Regions from separate parts of the Mus musculus genome. Here region 1 is linked to region 2. Evidence: chromatin contacts called from ENCODE Hi-C data. All regions are on one chromosome and are shown on one strand. Each heading gives the region's core, a stretch centred on a gene start or an enhancer-like site at or near the end of the contact. The rest is flanking DNA. Distances are from core to core; before and after follow the strand shown. Region 1 holds the start of Gfm1 (G elongation factor, mitochondrial 1). Region 2 holds the start of Gmps (guanine monophosphate synthetase).

What was found. A loop is a pair of places that touch in the nucleus more often than their neighbours do.
Region 1: a loop to region 2 is called in a map of T-helper 1 cell, with 5 times the contacts of the local background. The contact joins the promoter of Gfm1 here to the promoter of Gmps in region 2. A Hi-C loop is called at or near these places in 2 of 37 maps with a recorded cell type or tissue (T-helper 1 cell and T-helper 2 cell).

The regions. Positions count from the first base shown.
Region 1 is chr3:67,428,342-67,432,408 of GRCm38, reverse strand. Gfm1 (G elongation factor, mitochondrial 1) reads right to left here and starts at 2,294. Exons shown (of 18, transcript NM_138591.2): 1 at 2,087-2,294; 2 at 607-759. The coding sequence starts at 2,170.
Region 2 is chr3:63,974,372-63,978,803 of GRCm38, reverse strand. It overlaps Gmps (guanine monophosphate synthetase), which reads right to left and starts at 2,661. Exons shown (of 16, transcript NM_001033300.2): 1 at 2,494-2,661. The coding sequence starts at 2,520.

The sequences.
Region 1 (4,067 bases), core at 1,045-3,544, 3.5 Mb before region 2:
AAACTCTGATTTCCTTTAAGATGAAAGCTGTGTGTTTTGTTTTGACATGGACAGCACCTTTTGAGATTCACTTTCCATTTAACATTATAAACATGGATCCTTCATTGACATGCGTAAGACTGTTGTGACAGCTGTATAAGGGTCTGTCATGCCATCTCAGCATCAACCCAGGATGTTCACAGCCATCACTCACTTCTAGAGGGGTTGTGAATACACAGTCACATCTCAAGCCAGCTTGACCTCTCCTCTTTGTCCATCTGACTTTGGCTAAGGAGCCTCTGTGGCAGTGGTTCCCATCCTGTGGGTTGCAACCCCTCTGAGGTGGAACGACCCTTTCATAAGGGTTGCCCAAGAACATTGGAAAACACAGATATGTATATTACCATTCAGTTATGAAGTAGCAACAAATATAATTTTATGGTTGGTGGTCACCACAACATGAGGCTATGCTAAATGCTCGCAGCATTAGGAAAGTAGAGAACCACTGCCCTGCACCCGACCAGTTTTCATCCTAAAACAAGGTTTTCTGAAACTTATGAAACTATAACAACAGTAGAATTAAAATCGATTTCTGAATCGCTCTGGAATCAACCGCTAAGCACACACCTCGTGCATCGTGGCAATCCTGCCAGTGTAGTATAGCACCCGTTCTGTTAGCGTCGTCTTCCCAGAATCAATGTGAGCTGAGATCCCAATGTTCCGTATTTTTTCATTGGGAACTGGCCCTGACGAACACCATCGGCGGGTCTTCCAATCAGCCTGAGAAACAGTTTTAAAAGCTCAGTTTAGCACACCTATTATACGAGATCACAGTTAAAACCTGAACTACGGACTTGTTTTCTCATCCTCAAAGCAAGGTTCTCAACCTCCGTATTATCTAAGGAGCCCTGGATTTAATTCTGAATAATACTCATAAAAGAAGCACAACTACTGCTTCTAAATGTTAGTTTTAAACTTGAGACTTTTAAAGGTTCGTGTATATGTGTTTTGCTTGCATATATATCTCTGCACCACGTGCACGCCTGGTGCTGGAAAGGTCACATCGCCTAGAGCTGGAGTTATGGATGGTTCCGAACAAAGATGTGAGTTTTGGGCATTCAACTCTTCCTCTGGAAGAGCAGTCATGGGCTACGTTTTCACCCCTCCACTGTGTGGGTCCCAAGACTGACACTCAGGCTGTCACACTTGACAACTACCCTTATGGCTGGCTGATCCACACTGCTAACTTTTAAATACACACTACCATAATAGTCAGAGCTATACCTCTCAATGGCCACTTTAACAAGAGATACAAGTTTTAGATTGAATTGTACCTTAGGTTCTCTGTCTTCTCCCGTCCTGTAATTCACAGCTAGCAAGGGGCATATGGGTCTACCCAACTAACAGCCACAAGACAACTCCAAAAAGGTTTCCAATTTCATCTGAACGAAAACAAGGAAGTGCCTTTTGGGGTGGTGGTGTTCCTGTCAGCTTTACAGTGGGGGGTGGAGGGGGATGTATTTGTTGAATCAAAACAAAACTGCACACCCAAACGCTTGGCAAACACTTCTGGGTAGAGGGAAACTGGGCACATGTCAAAGAAGACAGCTGACAAGCGCTTGGATGGTTAAACCACAGGAACACTTGGTAGCAAAGCAAACGAGGTATCCATGACAGGTAAGAGGTCACATCTACCAACGGCTTCCCTGCTCTGAGTACCTCACTCCAAAGACTTACAAAGTTTAATCTATACACCTGACTGGGAAACTTGGCCAGAGAAGAGTACCGGGATGTTGAATAGAACCCACACGTTCAGAGAGCATCCAACCACACCCAGTAGTAAGAGGACCACTGGATAACGAGTCCGAAATCCGGGATTCGAGCCCCGGGGACACTAACTTTCATCTGACCTTCACTCGGGGCACTTCTCTTTAAGGTAGATCATCAGGAAGGGAGGGACCCCGGCGCAGAGCTGCGGGTCGCAAGGCCGAGCTGGCATGCGGATACCCAAGGGCTTACGGGGCTCGGGAAATCGCTGCTCAAGACCCCAGGTAAGGAAAGGTGTCGCCAACCTGCCCTGCTCTGGAAGGTTCTCTGGCACCAGTACCTGCTTCCCCTGCCAGCCCAGGACTGCAGGGACCCGAGGGAACGGTCCACGCCCCAGGGCTGCGGCGACCCGCAGCAGCCGCATGGCAAGCCTGGAACAGCCACTTCCAAGGCTCCTGCTCTGAGGTGATCGGTTGTGCTCAGCGCCGGCAGCAGAGCGGGAAGAGCTCAAAGTCACGCCGGCAACCGGAGCCGCAGGAGCACTTCCGGGAGGAAGGTCAGGAGGACGGCCAGAGGAAGACAAGGGAGAGGCACCTCTGTCTGAGCTCGACGTGGCGCGCGCCCTCTCCTGGTCAGGAGGAGAAAGCGTAGTTTATGCAGAGGATTGTCACAGGGAGGTGTCATTACTACGGAGGCAGGTACTCTGGTCCCTTTGTCTTTAAAGGAAAAAAATAAAAATTAAAAAACCATCTCTGTATAAAAAAAACAAAAACGTGCCGGGTATGGCGTCACACATGTCTAATAAGAACACTTCAGAGGCAGAACTAGGCGGATCTCTAATGAGTTCCAAGATAGCCTGGTCAGCAAAGAATTCTGGGCCAGACAGGACTAGACAGTGAGAACCTGTTTCAACAAAACAAAACAAAAGCTGCAGATTTTAAACATAGTTGTTTTACCTGCATGACAATGGGAAAACGTTTATAACAATTTAAATGGAAGGAGTACACAAAAATGTATTCATTACTACAGCATCAGAGAATCTGGGGGAGGGGCTGGAGATACGGCTCAGAGGTTAAGAGGTCTGCTCTTCCTGAGGTCCTGAGTTCAATTCCCAGCAAACGCATGGTGGCTCACAACCATCTGTAATGAGATCTGGTGCCCTCTTCTGGCCTGCAAGGTATACATGCAGGCAGAAAGCTGTATACATAATAAGTAAATCTTAAAAACAAATACTTCAAAGAGACTCTGGGGAAATGAGAGTAGATATATGTTGGATTACAAATAAAATTTTTCAAAACCTTCTTTATTGTTCATCAGTAATACTAGCTATGCATCTTCAAAACTGCACCCGTGGCGCTTCTGTCTGGGCTTCTTAAAGGCCTCAAAAACGTTGACATATCTAAAACAGAGCTTCTAGTCTTCCCCAAACCTCCTCATACAGTCTCCATCTTAGCAAAAGAATCTCCGTCCATCCAGTTGACCTAGCCAAAGATGGCAGTCACTTGCTGGCTCCTGTAATCTAAGCCTCTCAGCATATGCGAACCTCCCATTTCCTTCCACCTCTCCACAGGGCTATTTCTTCCTGGGGTTACTGTGATGAGAACCGGGTTGATTTCACGGCTTTTGTCTTTCCCGGTTTTTTTTTTTTTTTTTCAGTAAACTCACACACTGACTAAAAGGATCTTCTCAAGCCAGACCATATTCCCTCTCCGCAGAAAATGATCTCCTTACTTTAGTGTTGTTAGGCTGGAACCCGTGCTCATCACCCCCCGACACACCCCCCCCCCACACACCCCCCAGCTACAAAACCCTATGTGCCCTCCTTCCCCATCCTACCACACAGAAAAAGCTCCCTGACCCCTCAAAGGAAACTACAGCCTAACAGGTCATCATCTTCCTGATTCCCGCTACCCACCTGGGAGTGCCTGCCTGGGCGCTCAGCTTTTTTTTTTTTTTTTTTTTTTCTTTTTTCTTTTTTTTAACCTTATATGGGCATAATCCCATGTTTCATCACCACACGGCCCAAAACTATAAAACCTCCTTGCTTTATCCTGGGCGAATGACTTTACTGACCTCCACCTGATAGATTGGCCAACTCGCCAGACTGCTGCCTTTTAATAAGCCTGCCTTTATGTTGTTTTTTATAAACAGGTGGCAGTGATCAGGCAGGAAGGAGCAACTCAGCCGGCCGAGGTGAGGTGTTCCCGCTGAGGAAACAGCTTAGTATAAGAGGAAGTTTATTGGGGGAAAGGAAGGGGGCCTGGAAAAGGAGTACAGGCAGAAAAAGTGGGGGGATAGAGAAGGACAGAAAGAAAGAAGAG
Region 2 (4,432 bases), core at 1,412-3,911:
GGAGAGGATCCAGAGAAGGGACTAGAAGGGAGGAAGAGAAATGGGAGAAACACAGAAGAAGATGTAGGTCAGTTAGACTGCCTGCCTGCAAAGTAAGAAGCCCTTTAGTGGTCTTGTTTCAATTTTGCCACCATTATGAGAAAATCAAGAGCTTACTAGCATCAGATGAGACAACATAAAATGGGGCTAGACAATGACAGGTGGCGCACAAATTTCTGAACAAAGAAAAATAATACAGTTTTAAGTTCTTTACTCCTGTGCCTTTTAATTATCATTCTCATGGCTATAGCTAACTGTTAAGTCATAGTAACATAATCATTATATAGTGTAGTGGTATAGTACTTTACAGCCCAGGTCCACCGGCCCAGGGCTGGCACCTCCTACAAGGTAACCCATCCTATCCACGTTTAAAAAAGAAAAAAGAAAAAAATGACCTACAGACTTGCCTACCGTCCACCTGGGAGGCATTTTCTTAACTGCTTTCTATTTATCTTTCCAAATAACAAAAAGCCAAACAGAACACTCATTTATATAAAATATTGGTACAGAATTTCTAAAAGTTTTAAAAACAAGGGCTGGGTTAATGGCTCTGGGGTTATGAGCACTGCACTGCCTGCTCTTCCTGAGGATCCAGGTTCAATTCTTTGAACCCACATGGCAGCTCACAACTGTCTGTAATTCCAGTCCCAAGGGATCTTATGTCATTTTCTGGCCTCCATGACCACACGGGCACGAACATGTGGTACACAGACACACTTGCAAGAATAACACCATAAATGTACGTGTGTGTGTGTGTGTGTGTGTGTGTGTGTGTGTGGAGGAGGCTAGCCTTACACTGATGTATGTCTTCTCACTGACGGTGCTGGAATAGCATCTGTGATGGTTAATCCTAATAGGCCAGCTTAAGAATTACTTTATTACTTTTATTAAGTTTTTTTGCATTTTATTTTTAAATTCCTTATAACAGTGTTGTGCCTATATGTTTGTCTGCACCATTTGCATGCAGTGTCTACAGGGACCAAGTGAGGATGTTGGATCATCTGAGCTGGAATTACAGACAGCTGTGAGTTGGCCACTCTACCACATGACCTTGACATAAAATTTAGCTATTCACCTTAAACTCAAATAAATCACAATGATCAAAAATATCATCTTAAGAAAATATTGAGCCGGGCAGTGGTGGCACACGCCTTTAATCCCAGCACTTGGGAGGCAGTGGCAGGCGGTTTTCTGAGTTCGGGGTCAGCCTGGTCTACAGAGTGAGTTCCAGGACAGCCAGGGCTACACAAAGAAACCCTGTATCGGAAAAAAAAAAGCAAAATAATAATTAAAAAATGTTGAAAAAATACTGAAATAATTTTGTGAAAATATTCTTCTAGATCGCAGTAGGTTCTATAAAACCGCAGCGAACTCATCCACCATAAAGATGAGTTCCAGTGAGTTGTAAGATTAAAAATTAAAGACAAATGTACAAAACTGTAAGGTGAGACTTATTCTTCAGACCATGACAGGTGCCTAGGTTTGAAAATATAGGAGCTACCTAATAATGTTTATTCATTTGTTCAACACAGGTTTTTGAATGATTCCTACATATTAAGCAGCCATTCGCGAGTTTGTGACACTTAAGCTCCATGTTTGCAAGGGCAGAAATTATTCCTGGCTCTAGAACAGCTATCCAAAAGTTTGGAGTTTCATACACCCGAAGAGAAATTTAACCAGATTGCTAAAGCTAGGTCACAAGCATGCACAAGCGTGATGTACACCTTGCTAAAGTAAATTATATTCCAACACCGCAGTTTCTCGATGACAAAACTGACTTTGTGAAGGTCAGAAAGCTCTCCAGGTCAAAGACGATTAGGTCGGAAGGGAAAGGGGACCAATTCAGACCAGGCAATTAAGAACGATGTCTAAGGCTGGGAGTTGGAAGCCACAAACGGGCATCAACGGCCCAACGCTCTCGCGTCTTGGCTAACGCAGTTAACTTTTTCCAGCACCCGTGGAGAACCTGGCTCCCAAGAAAAGGCCCCAAAGGCGGGAAAATGTCCCCGAAAACTAGCACGTAATACACGAGACAGAGTGCGCAGGAGCAGAACCTTTAACTCTACCCCTCCGAGGATGGCGGGAGAAGAGGGTGAGAAGCACACCTGGGCCCAGGAACAGAAGCTGTGGTCAATAGAGTCAGAAAGGCCTGCACTAGGCTGGAAAGAATACAGGCCCGCCTGGCCGGACCGCCGCAGGCGAGGCCCCGACCCTGCCCTGCGGTTGAAGGGCCCCGAAGTCCCCAAGAATCGCGGCCCACAGCCAGGTCGCCTCTCCGCTGGAACTCGATGCTTCACTAGCAAAGCCAACAAAGCGCCTCGGATGCAATAAAGCCGCGCCGCAGGCCGGGCTGACACATGTAGAGCGCCACTGACCCGGCCGAGGGAGACGGACGGACCCCCAGGTCTCGCTCACGCTGCCGGAGGGCGGCAGAGACGCCAATCACAGACTGACCTTGGAATCTCCGTTGCACAGGGCCATCGGGGACCAACGCCGCGGGTGCAGACTGCTGGCAAGGCCTGGACGCCAGAGGCTCAACACCGGGACCGGCAGAAGCGTGAAGAACAAGAGCAGCCCGGAACCTAACAGCGGCCTCAGAACACAGAAGCGCGCGCAGGCCCTGCCTCCAGCTTCCGCCCGACCTCCTCTAACCGGCCCCGCCTCTTAGAGGCGGGACCATGCAAGCCCCGCCCTCGTCGTCACCCCGGGAAGATAACACCAAACCTACCAGAAAGGAAAGCATCAGCCATGCCCCCAGTCTGGGCAATAGAACTGGATGTGATAGCTGACAATAATTAAGTAGTGGCTACATACCACCTCAAACTTCAAGTTTTTATAAACTGCAAGATACATTTAAGTAATGGATTCACCGTGTCACAAATAGTGGCTCAATTTTTCTGGTTTTTTTTTGTTTTATTTTGGTTTTGTTGTTTTTCTAAATAAGGTCACTCAGCAGACCAGGCTAGCCTCAAAGTTACATCCAGCTGCCTCTGACTCCTAAGTGCTAAAATTAAAGGTGTGTGCCATCACCTCTGTTTTTTAACAATAAGCTGTAGATTCCTCAGAGAGCCTACCTTGTTGAAGAAATTATATTTATTTGATTGCCTGTTTAGTTTTTGTTTGTCTGTTTCTTTTTTCTTTTGTAAGAATGTATGGTAGCCAGTCACCACCTTTGATCCCAGCAATCTGGAGGCTGAGGCAGGCACATCTTAGTTCCAGGCCAGATTTTTTTTTCTTTTTTTTTTTTTTTTGGTTTTTCAAGACAGGGTTTCTCTGTATAGCCCTGGCTGTCCTAGAACTCACTTTGTAGACCAGGCTGGCCTCGAACTCAGAAATCCGCCTGCCTCTGCCTCCCGAGTGCTGGGATTAAAGGCGTGCGCCACCACGCCCGGCTCAGATTTTTAAAAATAAGGAAAGAAAGTAATTAAAAGAAAAATGTTCAGAGGCTCTTGATCTCTCTCTCTCTCTCTCTCACTCTGGTGCCAGAACAGCCAGGGCTATACAGAGAAACCCTGTCTCAAAAAAAAAAAAAAAAAAAAAAAAAGAAGAAGAAGAAAAGAAAGAAAGAAAGAAAGAAAGAAAGGGAAAAGGGAAAAGGGAAAAGGGAAAAGGGAAAAGGGAAAGGGAAAGGGAAAGGGAAAGGAAAGGAAAGGAAAGGAAAGGAAAGGAAAAAAGAAAACCCAACATCCTCCCATGGCCTCAGTGCCTATAAACACATGTACACATAACCCCCCCCCCCCCAACACACACACAATGAAATAAGAACTTTTGCAAGCAACAGCAAAAAAGAATGGCTGATGTGAAGGAAGAAGCCAGGTGTCATTGGTGTCCTAACACTTGCTAGTGCATCCCTGTGAGTTGGAGGCCAGCCTAGGACACATAGAAAAAGACAGGAAAGGAGAACTGCTGTGGATGATAAAGGACACAGATAGGATTTATGATAAACTATCAAGTAATAAAAGCTGGAAATGTTAAAGAATCATTTTCAGCTATCATAACAATAGTAAATTAGGACATGAAATATTAGTAGATGCTAAAATTAAAGAGTGGAAGATAAGAAGCAAGTTTTATTTATACTGTCACAGAGTATCTTCCCACATTATTACTTATGCAATGTAAAATAGCAAATTTTTCTGTCTTTGCTTGTTTTTGAGTAGAGTTTCACTGTTAACCCTTGATAGCTATGAACTAGACATGATCCAACTGCATGAGCCTCCCAAGTGTATATGCTACCACATCTTACAAAATTTAGCAACTTTAGAAGTGCCTCAAGTCAGCCTTTCTTGAGTGATCAATATGAATATCACAAATAGTACAGTAGGTCAGTGTCATGTCTCACTTGATGGTCTAAATAAAATGAGGAGAATGTTACTGTAGTTCTGCCTAAAATTCA